Regions from separate parts of the Homo sapiens genome. Here region 1 is linked to region 2. A link is a loop called in an ENCODE intact Hi-C map of the cell type or tissue named here. Cell type or tissue: PC-9. All regions are shown on one strand. Each heading gives the region's core, and the rest is flanking DNA. Links, peaks and the distances in the headings are about the cores only.

Region 1 (2,917 bases), core at 247-2,746, 260 kb after region 2:
TAGGAAGCTACTGCAATAGCAATATTGATTATTTACTATGTGTCAGATGCTGTGCCATTGTGCTAGGTGCTGGGCATAGGAGTGAAAAAGACACCAAAGTCCTCAGTTCCAGGGAATTAATTTTTCTAGTAAACAAACAAACCAAAAAACAAGGAAAGTCATCATTACTATGGAGAAAACAACACTGGATCTTGTCATAGCGACTGAGGCCTCCACAGAAGGTGGGCTGTGTGTGTGTGTGTGTGTGTGTGTGTGTGTGTGTGTGTGTGTGTGTGTATGTGTATTATTTGGATAAACAAATTAGGGCCCATCTTTGGAGTTGGGGATGGGGTCAATCCCACCAGAATAGTGAAGGGATGTTTTCCATTTTCTTTCAGTTTTATCCATTCTCTTTGTTTGTTTTTCCAAAGAAAAGTCCAGGCGCTGATCCAGGATGCAAAAATTCATCCCCTTTAAAAGCTAGTGCCAGTTGTGGAGTGAGGATAGAAAAAGGGGAAGGAGAGGGAGCTTTGTGAATTCTCACACTGTGGTAATTTTTATTCCTGTTACAAATTAATTTTAAAAATCTATTATATACATTTTCAAGTTACCAAAGTGAAATCATCACAGCTCAAGTGCCTATGGTAGCAAACATGGATATTGCATAAATATATGGTCCCTAATAAATAAAAATTAAAATATTTGTATCTAACTGGAGTGTTTTTTAAAGTTAAAAATTAAAAATGAAATTAAATGAGAGAATGGGGCCATCATTAACAATTTAAAAAATGCTTAGTCTTTGGAAAGTGATTTAAAGTAGTAATAATTTTTTACCTTTTAGGCCTTTAATGACTATCAGTCCGCTCATCCAGCAGGAATGCCCATGTTTAGATTTAGTATTATTAGAGTTAGGTGTGTGCATGGCACAGTCCCAGAGTTCCATGGGAACATTCCCACCAGGGAGTGAGAGTTTATGCAGAGCAGCATCTATACTTCAGGTCATTACTGCAATTAGGCTTATTCTCGTCAGCTCCTACTTGGAAAGGATTAATGTTTTGATGTTTATAGACTGTTACCATGATTTTATTGTGGGCTCTGAGCCACCAGTTATTGAATCAGGGTTTCGCAAGAAAATATTCCTGTTTCACTGATCTCAAGAAACAAGGCAGAGGAAGCAGTGCTTCTGGCCATAGAGTCCCTGTGGCATGGGGCTGGGTTCTTACTGGCAATGCCGAGTCATCTGGTCAGAACACTTTACAACCACACAAAGAGGGCAAATAAGTGCAGAGCCAGCTCCTCTGAGCCCACAAAAGGTCCTGTTGAAATCTATTAATCTCCTCCGCTGAAGGGCAAGTGGAGACGATGACAATACTGAGGTGTGGAATAGAAGAAATGTGATAAGCGGCTCTATTTTGTTTCCACCTCTAGTGGCTTAGGAACACAGAGTGTTCGAGGTTCAAAGAACTGAGAAACCTCAACAGCCTTAGAGGTTGATTGTGAATATGTGGGTTTCTCTTTAGTAACCTTAGAAGGGCCACATTGTTTAATTGAAAAACTCAATAGCCCTTGTAAGTTTTCAAAAGCAAAATTCTCTTTACGCCTATGATCTTACTAACAATCAGATAAAAGCTCTTTCTCATCACAGTCCACCTATAATTTTTAAAAGGAAATTACCTAATCTGGGATTATAAATAAAACCTAAATAAACACACCTAAACAGCTCACTGAGATATAAATACCTGTCTATGTTCACTCAGGTGTAGGTAATTAGAAAAGAAATAAATGTACCTGGGGCCCAGCCCTGAGGCAATGAGGAAATCAGGGGAGTTTTGTTTTGGGCCTCTTTCAGGTTTCACTGTGGGTGCTTTTCCTTTCCTTCTTGACAATCCTTCCTCTGTCCTTGCACCCTGCCTCCCAGAGAAACTCGCACATATCTCATTCAAACTTTTAGCCTCTGTTTGTTTCTAGTTCTCAGCTCCCTGCTCCCAACCCTGCTCAGTCATTAACTAACAATTCACCTCTGAACTTACCCGTAATGGTACCCAGAGGGTCTCTGAGGCATGAAGTTCAGGAATCAGATGGGGAAGGAGGACAGAGTAGGGTGGGGAGGGCAGTGGCGGGTTTGGAACTTCAGGGTGAGACATTGCGTCTGCTGCCTTCTCAGATCCACCTGCAACTCACCAACCCAGCACTGGCCTATGGCCTTTCCACTCCTATTGCTTTTGCTGGCTGAGATCACTGGATTTTCCTTTGTATCTTTTCTTATTTATCTCATACCTTCCAAAATCTTCAGTAAACTGGAAAAAGTTCAAAACAAGCAATTTAGAATTTAAATAACTAAAAATAATAGTTTAAAAATAGGTTGGTGCTACCCCAAGTATAGTTCCCAGACCAGCAGCCTCGACACCAACTGGGGGCTGGTTAGGAATGCTGACTCTGGGGCCCAGCCCACACCCATGGGATCAGAATATAACGAGATTCCCAGGTAATATTCATATGCATACTAAAGTATGAGAAGTTCTTCTCCCACCCCTGACAATTACCCATTAAGGATTTGAATGATGGACTTGCTTGATAAAGGAAATGCCATGGTGACATGGCACCACTCACCATGTGAGTGCTTTTCACTCACACTTGCCCTTGAAAGAATGATTTGGGAAAAAAATATTAACATCAGATGTTCATACTGAAGAACATTCTTTGTCTACTTGGGTATTTTTAGCCTGTGGGGCAGGAGTATGCCATTACTTGAGTGTTATGCTACCCAATTTGGAGGAAAAAAGATGTGGTAGGCAGATAAAATAGATTCGTTTCAAATCAGGAGGATTTTTCAAAGTTTAGAGGAGAGAATTCTGGGGTATAAACAAAGGGAATGAAAAAAAGGGAAGAAGAATTGCTCAGAAATCCAGCTATGGACTACGTATCCTCTTCATAGCGT
Region 2 (2,917 bases), core at 260-2,759:
TGTGTGTGTCTGTGTGTCTGTAACTCTTGAGAGAATTACAAGGCAACCTGGGAGGATGCTGAAATATTTGGTCAGGTTTTCTTTCAGTGAAGAGAGGTGTATAAAACACACGCTGATGATGAGCAGCAATTAACAGTGCATTACTTTCTGGAAAAGGCTTGAAGTCGGCTGCCCTGCAGGTCAGAGTCAATAAAGACTGAGTTACTAACAATAGCCTTTCTCTTGCTAAAGCCTTGGACTTAACCCTAACTTCATGAGACCAGAGAATAAGAGAATAATGCGAACAATAGGAGTCTTGGAGGTTGACTTGGGCCTAATGCACAGAGGCAGTAAAAGCTGTCAGAGAGTGTGATTGATTGGCTCACACGCCTTAGTCCCCAGTGCGAAGCACTAATGTTCCTGCCTCTTCTGAGAGGGCTGATGTGCCACCTGGGGTCAGAACTTATCAGCCTGTGGGGCTAATGTTTCAGATGAGGCCAAAGTGCAGTCAATAATTTATACGGAAATTTGTGCTCAGATTCGCAAGGAAAGCAGGTTTTGACTTGAATTCCTCAGTCATCCAAGAAAGAAGTCAGAGCCAACTTCAGATCTTCCTGCTAACATCGCTGCTGTGTATATTAATACTTAAGACAAACGTCAATTGAAGAAGACAATTTAAGTCATCATGAAGTATTTATTTAGCAGTTAACATTTGGAGCCAAATTTCAGGAGTTTCAGAATTGATCAGTGAAATGGGGAAAGGAAACAGCAGCAATTTTGAATTCATGAAAAAACAAAATCACCTCTAGAATGTAATAACCAGGTCAGGTTAAATCAGAGTGACTTCGGAAACTATTAAGTGTCCATGGGGAGGGTTGGTTTACAGGCCCTGAAATTGAGGTTCATGATACTATGATACTAACAACATGGAGAGAAATGTTAGGTGATATCAAGGACTAGAAGAGATACAAATATCGGAGAGGAATTAGATTTCAGTTAGATGCCTTGAACACTTCATCCTGTTTGCAGAGAAAGGTTAGCTGGCTGTGTGTGACTGTGTGTATACAGACGATCTCAGTGTCTGTGTAAACACACGTATTTACACACAGAGTATATAGAAATAGACAGTAAAGCAGTGACACCGAGCAGGCTGGTCAATCAATAACCAGCTAAGTTTTGTTCTGCTCCAGCAAAATGACGACTTTGCTCCAGTAAGTGCTAACAAAGGCCCTTTTACCTTCCCTGTGCTGGAGGAGAGCACTATTAGTCACACTTCATTAGGCTTGTTTACAGAAAAGAGCTGGTCTCTAAGCACGTTATTGAAATACTTGTAACTCTGTGGGGCTTTTTTTTTTTTTTCTTCCCTGAAAGATAAGAACTTTGGAATGTGGAATGGGGGAGGGTGGGAAGGCAGCCTCTGAGTGCTGTCAAGAAAACTGGTGGGTCCAGATGGGAATTGGAAAGATGAGTTCATGTTTAACCTGCTCTGTCCATCTGCATCCCCAGAGCCTTGCTGCAGAGTCTCATTTCTGTTGTCACGGTACTGGGGAGCTTTAATTTTGGCTTTTGTAATTTAGACAAATGTCAGGCATTCAGTTAGCTGTTCCTGAAAACATGAAATGAGGTTTTCTTACCCTGAAATAGTCCAGAGATGAGGCTTCAGTGATTTAGAACTGCATTTCTCAGTTGCCTTTACTATTGAGTAGTCAGAGGAAATGTTTGCTTTAAACAATGGATGGGTTAGGAAAGATAAATTTTATATCATTTGAAATTGGTGGTGGGTATAGAAATAATAAAAGAAGTCCCTCAGGTTGGAATTTGCAGCCCTTAAGATTCTAAAAGAAAGATAGGCCACATTTATAGTAAGCCTGGTCACCAGCAATGTGGGATAATTAGTGTAGATGCGCATAACTGAGTTTGCTTCACCTGGGAGGAATGCGGGAGGGCTTGCTGCCAGCTGCATTTCTGAGTGTGGAATTCATAGCATTTTGGCATCTCCTTCCATTCTTCAGCTTATGACCTGGGTGAGTTACAGGAGAGTTTAAAAGATGAGGACGCCGTAGTACATATGCTGAGTGGCTTCTTTATGCCAGTGCTCATGTTAAATACTTTACATAAATCACATCTTATTTAATATCCATATTACTCCCATTTTATAGATGAGGAAACTGAGGCTCAGGTAGGTTTAGGTTAGCTCAAGATGAAGCGGCTACAAAGCTGGTTGTGAACAGGTGAGTCTGCCTCTGTCTCCAGAGACATGCTTTCAGGTGCTTAGGGTGCTCCATTTGATGGCCACTGTTTATTCTTTCTTCCTTCCTACTCCTCAGAAATGACTGCAGAGTTCATCCTTTCAGCTTTCCCTATTGCATTCTGAACCTGAGCCACATGCTGTGGCTTCTCTACCAGAATGTGGGAACTACTTCCCACACTGCCTGCAGGGCATGGCCACCTCCAGGAAGAACAGGGAGGTTCACCAACAACTTAAGCCTCATTCACCCTGCCGCCAAAGGTGAAACTGAGTCTGGTTTCTCTGACATTCATATTCCTTGTTTCCTTTCTAGATTTGCAAAGATGGTGGCTTTTTGGTGACACACAAAATGTACCCCTTTGTGTGCCATATACATGCAGATCTCTCCCATTCTCTCTCTCACACACACACACACACACACAGAGTTAAGAGAGGCAGTTCTTCTGTTTTCGGCTGCTGTTGTAAATTGCTATTTTAAATTTCAGTGAATGGAATAATAGCAGAGTGATCATTTCCAGTAAATGTTGTTGGCCTTTGTAAAGAATAGCTTGTTCAGAGGTTTTATGATTTACAGAGGACACAGCTGGTGGCCAGCAGAGCGGTAGGAATGTATGCTCTCCTGGGCCCGGTATAGCTAGAGATGAAAAGGGCCCAGAGCTGGCACAAAAGCAAATAAGCGCTCTGACTTTA

What was found. A loop is a pair of places that touch in the nucleus more often than their neighbours do. Peaks named below come from ENCODE experiments on the same cell type or tissue, not always from the same donor. Only the 100,000 strongest peaks of a DNase experiment are listed, where the experiment ranks them.
Region 1: a loop joins it to region 2, with 7 times the contacts of the local background. A loop is called at or near these places in 5 of 110 quality-filtered maps.

The regions. Positions count from the first base shown.
Region 1 is chr5:124,400,524-124,403,440 of GRCh38, reverse strand. The region is part of intron 3 of LINC01170 (long intergenic non-protein coding RNA 1170); the gene reads left to right. Among named protein-coding and RNA genes, the nearest start is that of LINC01170, 37 kb to the left of the region's middle. RefSeq lists a cis regulatory region at 1,212 and an enhancer at 1,128-1,297. In PC-9, for the core only: no CTCF peak of the experiment used is centred there; DNase peaks (open chromatin) are centred at 1,200 and 1,750; H3K4me3 peaks cover 1,419 bases; H3K27ac peaks cover 2,500 bases.
Region 2 is chr5:124,659,905-124,662,821 of GRCh38, reverse strand. The region is part of intron 3 of ZNF608 (zinc finger protein 608); the gene reads left to right. Among named protein-coding and RNA genes, the nearest start is that of ZNF608, 85 kb to the left of the region's middle. RefSeq lists enhancers at 1-386, 1,826-2,519. In PC-9, for the core only: no CTCF peak of the experiment used is centred there; DNase peaks (open chromatin) are centred at 411, 1,311, 1,931 and 2,401; H3K4me3 peaks cover 1,106 bases; H3K27ac peaks cover 2,500 bases.